Linked DNA regions of Homo sapiens: region 2 is linked to region 1. A link is an interaction called in ENCODE POLR2A ChIA-PET data of the cell type or tissue named here. Cell type or tissue: IMR-90. All regions are shown on one strand.

Evidence for each region. Peaks named below come from ENCODE experiments on the same cell type or tissue, not always from the same donor. Only the 100,000 strongest peaks of a DNase experiment are listed, where the experiment ranks them.
Region 2: POLR2A ChIA-PET joins it to region 1 with 12 read pairs; 3 of 35 experiments call an interaction of 5 or more read pairs at or near these places.

Annotation. Positions count from the first base shown.
Region 1 is chr18:23,861,548-23,869,547 of GRCh38, reverse strand. LAMA3 (laminin subunit alpha 3) reads right to left here. Exons shown (of 75, transcript NM_198129.4): 35 at 7,741-7,902; 36 at 4,665-4,763; 37 at 1,631-1,714. Among named protein-coding and RNA genes, the nearest start is that of LINC02958, 120 kb to the left of the region's middle. In IMR-90, no CTCF peak of the experiment used is centred here; a DNase peak (open chromatin) is centred at 7,297; H3K27ac peaks cover 1,232 bases.
Region 2 is chr18:23,713,239-23,721,238 of GRCh38, reverse strand. It overlaps LAMA3 (laminin subunit alpha 3), which reads right to left. Exons shown (of 75, transcript NM_198129.4): 2 at 7,167-7,319. Among named protein-coding and RNA genes, the nearest start is that of LAMA3, 28 kb to the right of the region's middle. RefSeq lists enhancers at 270-770, 771-1,271. In IMR-90, no CTCF peak of the experiment used is centred here; DNase peaks (open chromatin) are centred at 1,438, 2,828, 3,325 and 4,508; H3K27ac peaks cover 2,211 bases.

The sequences.
Region 1 (8,000 bases):
ATTTACATACAATAATATTCCCTCATTTTAAGCATACAATTTGTAATAAATTTACGGAAGCATGCAAACATCATCATAATGTAATTTTAGAACATTTCTATTACCTTAAGAAGAACCCTTGTGTCAATTTGTAGTCACTACCCATTACCACCCTCAAACCCAGGCAACCACTAATCTACATTCTGTCTCTATGCATGTGTCCATGCTGGACGATTTATATAAATGCCAGCTTAATTTCAACAGTATACAAAAACTTTGTTTCTATTAGTATCATTCCCTCCTCTTCTCTGGTATGTTACTATCATATAAATTGCATCTTTATACATTGTGTGCCATTTCCAGATGGCTGCAAGGCTTTGAGTAATTTCCAGAGTTCTGAAAACGTTGATTCTGAACTTTTTTTCCCTGTTTGCCAGTTCTCTCATTGCTTTTATGAAGGACAGAATTTTTAGAGATTCTCTATCATTTTACTGATATCACCTGTCTCACATAAATAGAATCATACAATATGATACTTTTTTTGTGTCTTATAGCAAGTATCAATATTTTGTTTCTTTTATTGCCAGATAGTATTCCATTGTATAGATGTACCTTTTCAGAAACATTAAAATATGTCTGCAAGTTCAAAGTACTCAAAAAGTTTCACCTAGAGGTACTGGTCATATTTAATAATATAAATGGAACACTATTTTTAAGGAATAGTTGTAACCAAATAAGTATAACAAAAGTTTTATGATCTGATGAGCTTTCCTTTATTTTGCTAGTATTACTCTTATTTCTTTGGATGTAAAACATTTTCATAGCTTTTCTATTCATTCATCCTAAGCATATGTTGAACATTAACCAGGTCTCAGGCACTGAGGGAGACCTGAGGATGACAGAGAGCTATGTCATAGCATTTATAAGCTCACAGGTTTTTTGTTTGTTTGTTTGTTTGAGACAGGGTCTCACTCTGTTGCCCAGGCTGGAGTGCAGTAGCGTGACCATGGCTCACTGCAGCTTCGACCTCCTGGGCTCAAACGATCCTCCCATCTCAGCTTCCCAAGTAGCTGGGATTACAGGCACACCCCACCATGCCTATTGAATTTTGCTTTTGTGCAGACAGAGTTTTGCCATCTTGCCCAGGCTGACTCATGGGGTTTTTAAGATATGGATAATTAATTGTGAAATGGGAGAGAAAGTGTAAAAAGGCTGGACAGATGGTACCAAGAAAGCCACATGGGCATCAAACACTCCACATTTTATATAATTCATGTTTTGAATCTATACAAGTTGGGTATCTCTGAAATGTTTGTGACCAGAAGTGATCCAAGTTTCAGAATTTTTTTTCTATTTTGGAACATTTGCATTGTATTTACCCACTGAGAATTTCTAATCTGAAAATCTGAAAGCTGAAATGCTCCAGTGAGCATTTCCTTTGAGTGTCATGTTGGTGCTCAAAATAGTTTGCGTTTTGGGGCATTTTGGATTTTGGATTTTCAGATTAAGGATGCTCAACCTGTATATATAAACATATTTATATAAATAGAATCCATATTTTACAATTCTTAAAATGAGTAAAAATCATGATTGTCTGAAATAATTAAGTCACAAAACAGAAAGGACCATCCTATGGTTGCTCTTCCTTTACCTCGACCACGTGCACTCGTCCATGATGCAGCCGGTCTGGCCGTGGGGTGTTTGTCTCCTCATAGATGATGGACATGTGCTGACCCTGTTTAAAGAAAACCATGAATGTGTTAGTACCTTCACTGGGATCTTTCAAGATTTATAACTGATCTAAGAAAACATTTCTATGGTCTACATCATATGACATACCTGACTTAAAAAAATAGTTCAGAATTAACTGACTGGTAAAAATATTAGTGACATGGAAACAGAATAATTATAAGTAACACAGTGTCTTTTCACAAATAGGAAATCAGGAAAATTGCCTTGGACAAAAATAGCTTAAAAAGATGGAATTTCTTTTTTTTTTCTTTTTTTTTTTTTTTTGGCAGGGATGGAATCTCACTCTCTTGCCCAGGCTGGAGTGAAATGGCACAACCTTGGCTCACTGCAACCTCTGGCATCCGGGTTCAAGCGATTCTCCTGCCTTAGCCTCCCTAGTAGCTAGGATTACAGGTGCTCACCACCACACCCTTCTTATTTTTGTATTTTTAGTAGTTTCACCATGTTGGCCAGGCTGGTATCAAACTCCTGACCTCAAGTGATCCACCTGTCTTGGCCTCCCGCAGTGCTGGGATTACAGGTGTGGGCCACTGCACCTGGCAGAAAAAAAAATTTTTTAAACTATGCCTTGCAGTCAATGCAGGAAGTGCTGTTTTCATTACTGGCCACCGAACCAGCCTGCGGTGGGAAGAAAGTGCTTTGGTGGGTGGGTTACTGAGGAGGGTGGGGAGGGCAGAGGGTTGGCACATGCAGGGAGCTGCAGCTGGCATGTGGAGCGAAAAATTCCCCTGCTGCCTCCCCCTGTGGGACCCAGCCTCACTCGCTCTCAGCCTCCAGCCCACCCCATTATGGTGGCTCACATGTGCATCTTAACAGGGCAAGGTGGGGTGGCCAGCACTACTGCATCAGCACCCTACCATCAGCAACCCTGCTGCAAAAACACACACATGTCCCAGCTTTTCTGCTGTAGCACAAAACCCTAAAGGTGTTTGGTATTTCATTAGGGCTGGTATTTCAGAAAGAAGGCCATTACCTAGGATCACATATCATTTAAAACCTTAATCTAAGAAACATGCCCTAGAGGCTCTTAATTACAGTGGATTAGAACAAAGCAGCAGGGAAAATGTTTTGTGAGCCTAAATTATTTTCCATGTTTGAAGGTAAAATTAAACAGAAAATTTGGTCATTACCTCTCAGTGAATTCTAATGGTTTGCACAATAAACTCTTTGGCAGTAAAAAAATACGCCTGGCCTGAACTACAAGATGCTCTGCAAAAACATGAAACTGAAATACAGCACTGCTGTGACTGTGTTTTTACTGTGTAGCTATTTTTCCTTAGACTATAACTCTAAAATCTTTGCTGCTTTATCTTCAAGATATTCTGCAAAGGTTCCTTGGAGTTTTTAAAACAGTTTAGTAGATTTGCATACCAGTAAAAACAAAGCAACACAGCAGTGCCTGAACACAAATATCTACCAAGAATATGCTGTGATGAGGTGTGTGTGACTTGCTGGTCCCTGTATACAGTACATGACATGAGAAAACCTTTCCCAAAGCTATCATTACATCGCATTAATCACACCCAATAAACCAGAAATAGAGCCGACTTCAGGCAGTGGCACCCTACCCTATGTTTAGGGTATTATGCCCTGTGTCGTGGGGAATTCAAAGTAGGATGTGATACTACCCTTGCCCTCAAGGAATTTTCTAGACTGCCGCACTGGATTGTGTGCCAGGCACATAGTGTGTGGATGTTGTTACTTCCTTTCTCAAAAAACAAACGTCCCCTCAGTGGTGGGTGGACTACTTGAGGTCAGGAGTTTGAGACCACCCTGGCCAACATGGTGAAACCCCATCTCTAAAGAAAATACAAAAATTAGCCGGGCATGGTGGCCCATGCCTATTATCCCAGCTACTCAGGAGGCTGAGGCAAGAGAATTGCTTGAACCAGGGAGGCAGACTAAAAATCCTGTTATAGCATCAAACCCTTCCAGACTTGTTTTCAATGACTCTGCACACACTGATGATACAGCCCCATTGGACTGGTCATCCATGAGCACAGCCTCCTGCCCTGTACCACCCCCGAGTCCTGTTAGCCTTTGTCCCTGCCCCTGGAAGGGCACTTCTCTTCTTATGCCCATTCTTAAAGACTTAGCTCAAAATGAACCACAAAGTCTTCTAAGGGCCTCTCAGACCACATGACTCCCATTCCCCCTACCCAGACCCCAGCACTGAGAGGGCCCTGTTTGGCTCTCCTCCAATAGTTACCATTCAGTGGGTTGGAGTTCCTGGCATATTTCTCTAATCTCCCCTCCTTTTGAGAAAAGGGGTCACCTGTCCTTTACAGAGTCCAACAATATGATCTTGCCCCGTGGTAAGGATTCAAAGACATTTATGAAACAAAATTGAAAGATAGAAACATAAAAAATGCTTAATATGTGGCTGGACATGTGGCTCACGCCTGTAATCCCAGAGCTTTGGGAGGCTGAGCAGGGAGAATTGCTTGAGCCTAGGAGTTTGAGGCCAGCCTGGGCAACATAGTGAGATCCTATCTCTACAAAAATTAAAATTAAAAACTCCTCAGCTGGCCATGGTGGTGTGTGCCTATAACTCCAGTGCTTGGGGAGGCCAAGGCAGGAGGATTGCTTGAGGCCAGGAGTTCAACTCCAACCTGGGCAACACAGTGAGACCCTGTCTCTACAAAGATAAAAAAAGTTCAAAAAAAGTTTAACATGAGGCAGTAACTTGTGAGAGGCAAAAGCAAAATACGGTTAAGTACTTTGGAGGCAGAGAAGACAGACAACATTTGGTCAGAGGAGGCAGGATCCTGAAAAGATGTTACATGCTTTCAACTTTCATTTAGTTTCTGCAAAATATTGGAAATGATTTAATCTAAACTTTTTGTAGGCCACATATCAAGATGTCCTAAATTTAGATCAGCACCAACTGCAACTGCCACTTCCTGCCACTTAGGTCATGCTCTGATACCTACAGTGAGCTGTACATCCGGCTTCTTTTCCAGAAGAACCATGTCGCCAGGCAAGCCAAAGGACTTGGCTTGGTAAGTGAGGTAACCACCATATGAAGAAACCTAAAATGGAATTAATAGCATCAATAGCACAAGCATTAAAAGAGATGATGTCAACATCAACCCGCATGAAAAGCACTTAGGCACACAAGGTGTGGAAAGAAACACACTCGACCTGGTAACAAGGGTTGTATCTAGGAGGTGGGGTTGAGGATGGTATTTTTTCTACTTTATGCTATTTTTAATGTCATTTGAAATGTTTAGCATGAACATGATTGAGTTTTACAAGCAAGAAGATACCTTTATTAAAAGGAAAAATATGGCTGGGTGTAGTAGCTCATGCCTATAATCCCACACTTTGGGAAGCCGAGGCAGAAGGATCACTTGAGGTCAGGAATTAGGGACCAGCCAGGGCAATACAGCGAGACCCTGTCTCTACAAAAATATTTAAAAATTAGTCAGGTGTGGTGGTGCACACCTGTAGTCCCAGTTACTCAGGAAGCTGAGGTGGAAAGATCGCTTGAGCCCAGGAGTTTGAGGCTGCAGTGAGCTATTATTGTACCACTGCAGTGCAGCTTGGGCAACAGGGCAAGACCCTGTCTCTTTTAAAAAAAAAAAAAAATGAAAGAAAGAAAAGAAAGAAAGTAAGAAAAATAATAGTCGTGTTCCTTTTTTTTTCTAGATGATTACTAAACCAAAATGTTTATTTAATCCACAACTATTCTAGGAAATCTAGGCCATTGGTTTCTTTTTTAACTGAGAGAACTGGATAATATCTATCAGTCACAAAATAACCTCTAAAAATAAATTTTCTCCAAAAACAATTCTCCTGAAAGCAGATGGTGAACATTTCCCAAATTATTGTGAGTTCTGCTGTGTACAGTAGCCATGGCTGACAACTCCAGCAGGTGCACAGACCTCTCAATGTCCCACAAGCAGCATGATGGTGGTGAGGACATGGAGTGAATGGTCAGTTTTCTGACAGCTACTTCACACCTTGGGTCCTGACACCTCCCATCCTTTAAGTAAAACACAATCAAGAAGGAAGAAGTGACAGAAGGATGAAAATCACAGGCAAGGTCACCTCTGATTAGACAGAACAAAATAACCTATAGGAAAATGCCAACAACTTAGAGCAGGCAGGGGAAAGAAGCCACGCTCTTCTAGGATCCCATTCAACAGAAGCTTTTCCCTAGAGTCTGTAACCTGACAAAGCCTTACAGAGCTTTGATCTTCAAGCCTGGAAGTATTCCAAGGCAATGTCTTGAATTATTATTGTGATTTAAGTATTGCTTTTTTGATGGGCTTAAAGTGGTTTTAAAAACATGGCCACAAATTCTTTGCACTCCTGCCTTCAAGAGGTGGGGCTTAATTCCCCCTCCTCCTTTTTGTTTTGTTTTGTTGAGATGGAGTCTCGCTCTGTCGCCCAGGCTGGAGTCCAATGGCTCGAGCTCAGTTCATTGCAACCTCCGCCTCCCAGGTTCAAATGATTCTCCTGGCTCAGCCTCCTGAGTAGCTGGGACTACAGGCGCCTGCCGCCATGCCCAGCTAATTTTTGTATTTTTAGTAAAAACAGGTGTTTCATCATGTTAGCCAGACTGGTCTCAAACTCCTGACCTCAGATGATCCGCTTGTCTCGGCCTCCCAAAGTGCTGGGATTACAGGCGTGAGCCACCAAATTCCCCTCCCTTTGAGTGTGGGCTGGGCTTAGTGACTTGCTGCTAATGAATAGAATAAAGGAGAAGTGAGGGCATGGCAGTTCTGAAATTAGGTTACAAAAACACTGCAGCTTCTGTCTTGAGCTAGCTCTCTCTCTCTCTCTCTCTTTCTCTCTCTCTCTCTCTCCCCCACCCTGTTACCCACCCCCCATAAGTTGCTTTGGGGGAAGCCAGCTGTCATGTCATGAGGACCCTCAGGTAGCCTATGGAGGGTCTCACGTGATGAGAAATGGAGGCTTCCAGCCCACAGCTAGCCAGAAGCAGAGGCCTGCTAACAGCCATGTGGGTGAGCTTGGAAGCAGATGCTGCAGTCCCAGGGGACTACAGCCCTGGTTGACATCTTGACAGTAACCTAGGAAGACTCTGGGCCATCCCCTCCTGAATTCCTCATCCAAGATAATCATTACTGCTTTAAGCTGCGAAGTGTTGGAGTAATTTGTTACATAGCAATAGATAATCAACACATGGGCCCGTCATATAGCGGTAAAGAGGAGTATTAAGTGAAAGAGAAGTGGGATCATAGAAGAGAGGCAACATTTCCCACACTCAGATGTCAAAACCCACAGTCCTTCACCCAGAAGACAAAGTTAGAGACCTCAGGCCAACAAGGCCCTATTATTTTAGTCTTCCTAATGTGAGAATTTGGCATCCCCTGAGCCAGGCCCTGTGAAATCCACCCGTTAGCAAGTTCCACCCTTGCTAAGAAACATATGTCACCTCATGTTTCCACATGAGGCCTGCATTTCTGTCCTCATAAAATGGATGGAGGTGGCCAGCCTCTGGCATAATAACTCTTGCAGCAAAGGAAGAGCAAGTGGTTTGTAAGTTCCTGAGGAGTGTGTAACTATGTGATTCTACTTAGGAAAGTCGAACTGCCACCAGATCCTGTGTTTCTTTTAATAAGCTTGTGAGTCACTTGTTAGCTTTCGTTTTCCTAACAAAGAGGCTTTCTTCTGCCTTAAAATAAAGAATTCTCAGCATTGGCATTTAAAAGCACGCATGTCCCATTTGCAATAGATAGTATTTAAATGGTTATTTCCCTGGAGGAAAATTCTTTGACATTAGGTAAAAACTGAGAAAAACATTGTGGGTGATTTCCTTTGCTGGTAGCTCATGCATGGCAATGGTGGGGCGCAGTGTGTGCCTGCTCAGCCCCTCACAGCAGGAGGCAGGGTCTCTTCCTCACTTTTAGTTCAGCTCATTTCTGGAACGTTAGTAACCTGAACTGCTGGATGCTTCCTTCCAGATTTCCAGGAAATGATGCTCATGCAGCAATAGCAGAGGCCCACTGAGGGCCCAGAAGAACAGCAGGACATCATTACCTTGTCCCCCAGGTAGGAGGTGGGTGCGACCCAGGACGCGCTGTGGATGGTTGCGGGCAGCTCCTGGAGATCCGCCACCATACTGTTGCTGCCTGGGTTGAAAGAGACAGGGATGTCCACTCTGTCTGCTGTCTCCAGGTGCCAGCCCAGCATATCCACAAACTGGAAAGAGGGAGAGAAGCAAGGGATGGAAACGTCTTGGTCGTGGCATCCCTGGGGTGATGGGTGCATGATGTACTACAGAAAGCTCCACGGGCAGC
Region 2 (8,000 bases), 150 kb after region 1:
TCTCCAGAGAAACAGAACCAATTGAATGTGTGTATATATACATATATACAGAGAAAGAGAGAGAGACTTTTTTTTTTAATAGAGGCAGGGTCTTACTCTGTCACCCAGGCTGGAGTTCACTGGTGCTATCATAGCTCACTACAGCCTCCAACTCCTGGGCTCAAGCAGTCCTCCCACCTTAGCCTCCTGAGTTGCTAGGACTACAAGTGTGTGCCACCATGCCTGGCTAATTATTTTATTTTTTTATAGAGAGGGGCTTTCACAGTGTTGCCCAGGCTGATCTTGAACTCCTGGCCTCAAGCAATCCTCCCACCTTGGCCTCCCAAAGTGCTGAGATTATAGACATGAGACACTGCACCCAGAATGAGTTTTTCATGTATTAAAAGAAAACACCTGATTTCCAGATTCTTCCTAATGTATAAATTACTTCAAAGCACCCCAAATTAACACTTTGAAGTTACTAAAGGACCATAAAGGATAATATTCTATCCCTAGTAGCCCAGAGGATTTTATTGGCACCTGTTTTTCTACCCACTAATGAATTGTTTGACTTCAAGGGCTGTGCCTCATGATGATGTTCATTAATAACACATTTATTGGCTCATGCCTGTAAACCCAGCACTTTGGGAGGCTGAGGTGGGTGGATCACGAGGTCAAGAAATCAAGATCATCCTGATCAACATGGTGAAACCCCATCACACTAAAAATACAAAAAAATTAGCTGGGTGTGGTGGTCCGTGCCTGTAGTCCCAGCTACTCGGGAGGCTGAGGCAGGAGAATCACTTGAACCTGGGAGGCAGAGGTTGCAGTCAGCCGAGATTGCGCCACTGCACTCCAGCCTGGTGACAGAGTGAGACTCCATCTCAAAAAAAACAAAAACAAAAACAAAAAAACACCATTTATTAATAGCAAAATTGTTCTAAATATAATCTTCTGTATTTTCTAATTTTGTTATAGCTATAAAATACTCTTAAAATGTTGCAGAGAGACTCAAGTGTCATAAATGGAACGAACCGTAATTAATTACAGAGCTAAAACTCTTCCACCCTCACCCAGAGATTTGGTCTCACAGCAATATGTTTCCATTACTACTATACCCTGGGAAAGTTCAGGCTGATGCTGAGTCATCCTTGGTTCATTCTACATTAACTCAGCAAATATTTATTAAACAACTATTGTATGCTAAACACTGTGCAAGATGTTGGAAGCAAAACATCATGTAGTGAACAGAACACAGTGAACAAAACAAGACATAGTCCCTGGCCTCCTGAAGCTTATAGTCTACACAATTCCTCAGGAATCCAGAAAGACTGGGTCAAAACCAAGAGCCATCCACCTTCTGGATTGGGCTGTGTCCACCCGGGGAACCAGCTGAGTCACCCTCCTTAGTGACCTCATCAGCCAACCATCTGTAGAGCCAAGTTAATCTCCAAAGTCCTCAAGCCCCAAAAGTATCAGAAACTAGCCCAGGCTTCCCTCCACATCTGAGTCAGCTACAAAGAATGTTTTGGATTCACCCACCAAAGTCTCATAAAAGTTGAAGGGAATCAGGAAAAAAAAAAAAAAAAAGATTCTAGAATGCAACTACATACTGAATTCACTCTCAGATGATTGGATCCTGTATTTGCATCTGGCTCCTGGGGAGTTCACTGTCTGTGATGAATTCATGAAAAATTAGAAAGGTAGAGTAATGGGGCATTTCTCCTGTGACCTATTAATATTTTTCCTTAAAATTTATAATGCAGTTTCCCCTATTACATTTAACCTTGGAGCTTTAGAAACAATTTCTGAATTTTCTATTTTTTGCATTTTAAATAACATTTTCATAGTATTTGCCTGTGTTAACACCTGCAGGGGGTTTCAGGGTCTCAATCTAGGCTTCCTTTCCTTATTTGTTTATTTATTTATTTAGAGATGGGGTCTCACTGAGTTGCCCAGGCTGGATTTAACTCCTGTGCTCAAGTGATCCTCGTGCCTCTGCCTCCTGAGTGGTTGGGGCTGCAGGTATGAACCACTATGTCCATCTGGACTCTCTTTCTTCTGTCTTAGTTTGGGCCCTCTCTAAAGCCCTGAGGCAAAGACTTGAGTAGAGGTAGTTTATTTAAGAGTTGACCTCAAGAAGCACAAACTGGGAAGAGAGGAACATAAGGGAGGGAGAAAAGCCAAAAATCAATGTGTTAATGAGTAGGCTGCCACCAGAGCAACCCAACCACGGCTCCATCCTACCAGGGACACTCTGAGGAATTATGTAGAAGGCACTTTAGAACTGGCCCATTGAGAGGCAGGGAAATGCGGTATTTTCCCACCAACTATCATCCCTCTTGGGATGAGGATTGCCCCTTGGGGCATTAAGTGCTGGGCTTGCAGGCTGCTCTAGACACAGCTTTTAGAAGCCTCTGTAAATCTAGAAAGAGCCTTCAGGCAGGAAGCAAAGTCAGATGCAGGCCCTTGAGATGGGACAAGGGAACAGGTGTGGGAACTATCCATCCCAGCTGCCACTCAGAGGGGGACCAGGGAGCTGTGGACATCACAGCCTTTGCCTCTACGAGGCCCAAAGGACCATCTCAGCAGCTCTGCTCCTGCAGCCACATCTGCTGTCTCCAGGCCTCACTCCCCCGCAGCCCTGCAGAGCAGGGGCAACGTCACCTTCTCTCCTCACACCTCCATCCTCTGAAGCCAACACTCAGTCCTTTTCAGGGCTTGATGTTGGGGGTGAGGGATTGTCTTTGTTTATTTTTACTACTAACAGGTTTAAATAACAAAATAATACTCTTGGAAACATTACACATTGCATACAAGCCTCAAAATTCTTCAGATAATTTTGTTGTTGTTCCCTGGAACACAATGAGTCAGGCTTGCTCTGCGGGGGCTGAAGTCATGGACCATAGGAACTCCCTCCGCACCCACCTCCTCATGTTTTTCTCTATACCTCACCCTGGGGAGGGAGCTGGAAGGTGAACATAGGGAGCCCATAGAATAGAACTCTGGAGTTTGGATTCTGGAGGAAGTCCAGAGTGTATATGTAGATCCCACCACTACACCTTCCGATCTCACGGGAGAGATCTCCAAAGCCCATGCCCTACCAGGAATCCAGGCAGAACAAAGCTTCCTAGATTCCAAAGATTCTCCTTTTAAAAACTGGACATCTACATGCTTTAAATGTAAAAATGAACTCATTATATCTGGCCAGATGATACAAAAGCTTCCTGAAAGACATCGTGTTCTCATTCTATAGCCTGAAACTACTGCATAATGTATAATTAAATGAACTTGAACAACCCCGGAAAGTATGATGCCTCTAGTGAATCACAGAACTGTCCTACATTTACCACGTTTTAAGGGGAAACTGTCCTTTAAGATCAAGTCTGTGGACCAGGCACGGTGACTCATGCCTGTAATCCCAGCACTTTGGGAGGCCGAGATGGGTGGATCACAAGGTCAGGAGTTCGAGACCAGCCTGGCCAACATGGTGAAACCCTGTCTCTACTAAAAAAAAAAAAAAAAAAAAAAAAAAAAAATTTAGCCAGGCATGGTGGTGGGCACCTGTAATCCCAGCTATTTGGGAGGCTGAGGTAAGGCAATCACTTGAACCTGGGAGACGGAGGTTGCAGTGAGCTGATATCACGCCACTGCACTCCAGCTTGGGTGACAGAGTGAGACTCTGTCTCAAAAAAAAAAAAAAAAAAAAAAAAAAAAGATCAAGTCCAGAAGGTAATGTTTTTATTTGTCAAACTTATTGGCCAAAAAAATAACAATGAAAAACACCAACTAGTCTAAAAGAAAACAAGACCCTCACAACAGCATAAGCTGTCAAATTGACAACAGCACATCAAAATCAAATTTCAGTTCTTAGCAGGTGAAGTGATTTTGTAGTAACAAATTTATGATCTGCATTTTATTTCTCAACCATGCCTCAAAATTCCCACTTCTCTCCCTCTAAGGTCTTAATGTTACTATTAATTATGAAATCTAACCTCTCAGTGACATTCTCATGGTTAATTCCAGCAAAAGGAAGAAAACACAGATCTTACCAATGGGGCAAAAAATAGGAATCTTACAAGACACAACATGCTTGTTAAAACATGTCATGCTCCAACACAGAAGAGGAAAGAAATGTCTTCAGTCTGACATAACTGATCATGCTTTTCCTGCTCCTAGACTTTCTTAGAATATTTTCTACAGTATTATAGGTAGTGTTTTCTAGAGGCACAAATGTGATCAGTCTGTTCTTTTTAATGAGAGTTTATTAAAGTTCACTTTATTTTATTAAATAAAAAATACGACTGCTCTAAAGAAGTTTTAAATGAAGCAATTAACTCATTTAGAACTCATAATAATCTTATGAGGGATGCACAATTATCTCATTTTATAAATGAGGAAACTGAGGCAGGGAGCAGAAAAATATATTTGTTAAGGCCACACAGCAAGTGAGCAGAGCAATCAGGACAAACTGGCCAGGCTGACTCCAGAACCCACATTCTCAGCAGCCTCGCAGAGCAGAGCGGGTGGGTGGACACAGGCCTTATGCATATGCATGCCATGACTCACGTTTGTCAGCAACCAGCAAAGTACTGAACTGTTCCTATGTTGATGTTTTCTTAATTGTCTTAATTAGGGAATTTTTCAGTACATCAAAAGGAGGCTTTTAAAGTAGGTTTAAAAAAAAAGTTCTAAAGAAAAAAGAACAAGCCAGCAGACATGGGTAAGTTCAGTATGGGTCATTTTGAAGGATTAAAATTCCCTGTTACCTATAAAAACCCTCAGTTAAATAAGCGATATAGGCCAGTCACGGTGGCTTACGCCTGTAATCTTAGTACTTTGGGAGGCCTAGGTGGGCGGATTGCCTGAGCTCAGTAATTCAAGACCAGCCTGGGCAACATGGTGAAACCCTGTCTCTACTTAAAATACAAAAAGTTAGCCAGGCATGGTGGCACATGCCTGTAGTCCCAGCTACTTGGGAGGCTGACGCACCAGAATCACTTGAGCGTGGGAGGCAGAGGTTGCAGTAAGCCGAGATTGCACCACTGCACTTCAGCCTGAGCAATAGAGTGAGACCCTGTCTAAAAAAAAAAAAATCGATATGGTAGGTAATTCTTGGTTAGTATTGTCAGAAGCTACTGAATGAATGCTAGTGGTTAGGTATCAGAGGGATAAGACTAACTTATAGTTGAAAGGAGGCTTATTAGAGTCTTTTGAACCATGAAGGCTCTCTGTGAATTCCTGCAGACACAAATTAATGGTGAAAATATTCTCAGGAGAGGTCTAATTTAGCACAACACATGGACTAAAGAGGTTGAAAGCCCTTCTGTCACAAAACTGCCCAATCGAAATGAAAAGAACACATTCATTCTAAGAAATCTCAGTATCATTCCATTTCTATGCTATGGGATGCATTTACCTTTTTCTTTCTTTCAAGTAGTATTTTTTATATGAACTGTACTCTATGCTTAACTGTTCCCAGCAAAAAGAATAGTATAAACATTAATATTAGTATTAGCATTAGTTTTAGTATTAGTATCAACATAACAAACTCAGTTATGAAAATGTTCTAATAATAGCTACAGTCTTCTTCCTGCTGTTTACGTTACCATCTGCACACAAGCACACAAGCATGTTGCTATCTCTATCATAAACAAAGAAATCTCTTTACCTGGCTTTTCAATGATTCTCCTCCATTTCTTTTTGCCCCATTGAGCAGAACTCTTAAAATTGATTTCTGTATTAGGTACTTCAATTCCTCTCACATTCTCTCTTAATTTCCCTACAGTTAACTTTTCAATGCTCTCTTATCAAAGTCACCAGTGATCTCCACACTGGCAAATCCAATGGTCATTTGCTGCTCAGTTATCAGTGTTTTGCTATTTGGCTTATCAATGGCATTTGACACAGTTATTTTCTCCCTCCTTTTTTTTTTTCTTGAAACACTCTCTTTCCATGAATCCTTTTTTTTTTAACAGTTTTATTGAGATACAATTCACATACCATACTGTTCACCCATCTAAAGTGTACATGCCAATGGTCTTCGGCATATTCACAGAGTTGTCCAACCATCATCATCATCAATTTTAGAACATTTTCATCACCCTCTCTCCAAAAACATACCTATTATTAGTCACGCCCCAATTTCCTCCAAAACCCCTAGCCCTAGACAACCACTAAGCTACTTTTCTCTCTATAGATTTGCCTATCAGGACATTCCATATAAATGGAATCATATAAGATAGTCTTTTATTTCCAGCTTCTTTCACTTTCCCTGATGTTTTCAAGACCTTAAAAAATCATGCCAAGTTAAAGAAGCCAGTCACAAAAAGACAAATACTATATGATTCCACTTATATGAGCTTCCTAGAGTTGTCAATTCACAGTAAGAGAAGTAGAATGTTGGCTGCGAGCGGCAGGAGAAAGGGGAATGGGGAGTTGCTGTTTAATGGGAACAGAGTTTCAGTTTTGCAAGATGAAAAGGGTTCTAGAGATGGATGACGGCGATGGTTGCACAATGATGCCAATGTACATAATGCCACTGAACCATATACTTAAAAATGGTTAGGATGACAAATTTTATGTTGTGTCTCTTTTACCACAATTAAAAATAATAATAAAAATATCTTTGCCAATGAAACTATTTACAATTATTTTTTAATCTCATTTAATAGACAGGGATGGGCATCTATCTGCATGCTGCCAGGCACTGTTCCGGGCTTTGTTTTTGTTTTCGTTTTGAGATGGAGTCTCTCTCTGTTGCCCAGGCTGGAGTGCAGTGGCGCGATCTTGGCTCACTGCAACCTCCACCTCCCAGGTTCAAGCAATTCTCCTGCCTCAGCCTCCCAAGTAGCTGGGATTACACGCATCCGCCACCACACCCGGCTAATTTTTGTATTTGTAGTAGAGATGGGGTTTCACCATGTTGATCAGGCTGGTCTCAAACTCCTGACTTCAAGTGATCCACCCACCTCGGCGTCCCAAAGTGCTGGGATTACAGGCATGAGCCACTGTGCCTGGCCTATTCTGGGTTTAAGGGAAGCAAATGTTAATGTAACAGGTTTAACAATGATGAGGGGATTAAAACTGAAGTTTGTTTTTTTTTTACAATAATTATTATATCAGAAATCCCCATAGAAACAGTGATCTAAGCTCATGTTCCCATTCCAGTTAAAAGTGTAGCTCACCTGCCCCAGATCCAAGGTGAGGTTGACTCTGTTGTACTGTGTGCCTGAGGACAGGGGAGGGCTTTGCCACCAACGTTCAGATCCATCGATGGCATTGGTGACAGGATGTGCTTTCCTGGGGTCTTCAGAATTGCAATAGTCACAGAACTGGCCCTGAAAAAAAAAAAGTGGGTTTTTTTTGTTTTTTGTTTTTTATTTTTTTACTTTCAAGTAATTTTTTCTTATCCATATAGCAAATACAGGGAACCAAACAAAGACTATCTTATACAGCTTAGAGAAGTCAGCTGTTAAAATTCACTGGAATGTATTCTGAAACAGTAGTAAGGCTTTCTCTTTTTCATTTATCTTAAACCTTATCACCGATTTATGCCTCTGATTATGGTGTTTTTAGGATATGGGGTCTATTTATCTTCCATCTTTACAGCTATGTTTTTGTTTCATACAACACTTCAAGAAGAGCCTGTTGTATTTGGGATGAAAAGAGGTTTTCACTTCAACAAATCCACTTCACTCATTAAGTCATCCTCTGTGCAATTCTGTGTGCGGCACTGGGGTACAAAAAAGATCCCTCCCCACAGTCCCAGTGGTGCATCAAGGATCCAAACAACCATCAGGGAAGGGGTGTACAGCAAGTGCCTCCATGGAGTAGATGGCTGTGGCCAATGGCGGTAGATATTCCATGGTGAAAGAGAAGGCATGTCCAGTGCCTGGGAGGACGGATAGGACTTTGGTAAGTGGCAGTGAGCACAAACAGGGAAAGCATTCCAGGTAGAGGAACCAGCACGAGCAAGGGCACAGGGGCCGGCTGGTCTTGTTTCACCTTTGAGGGCAAGC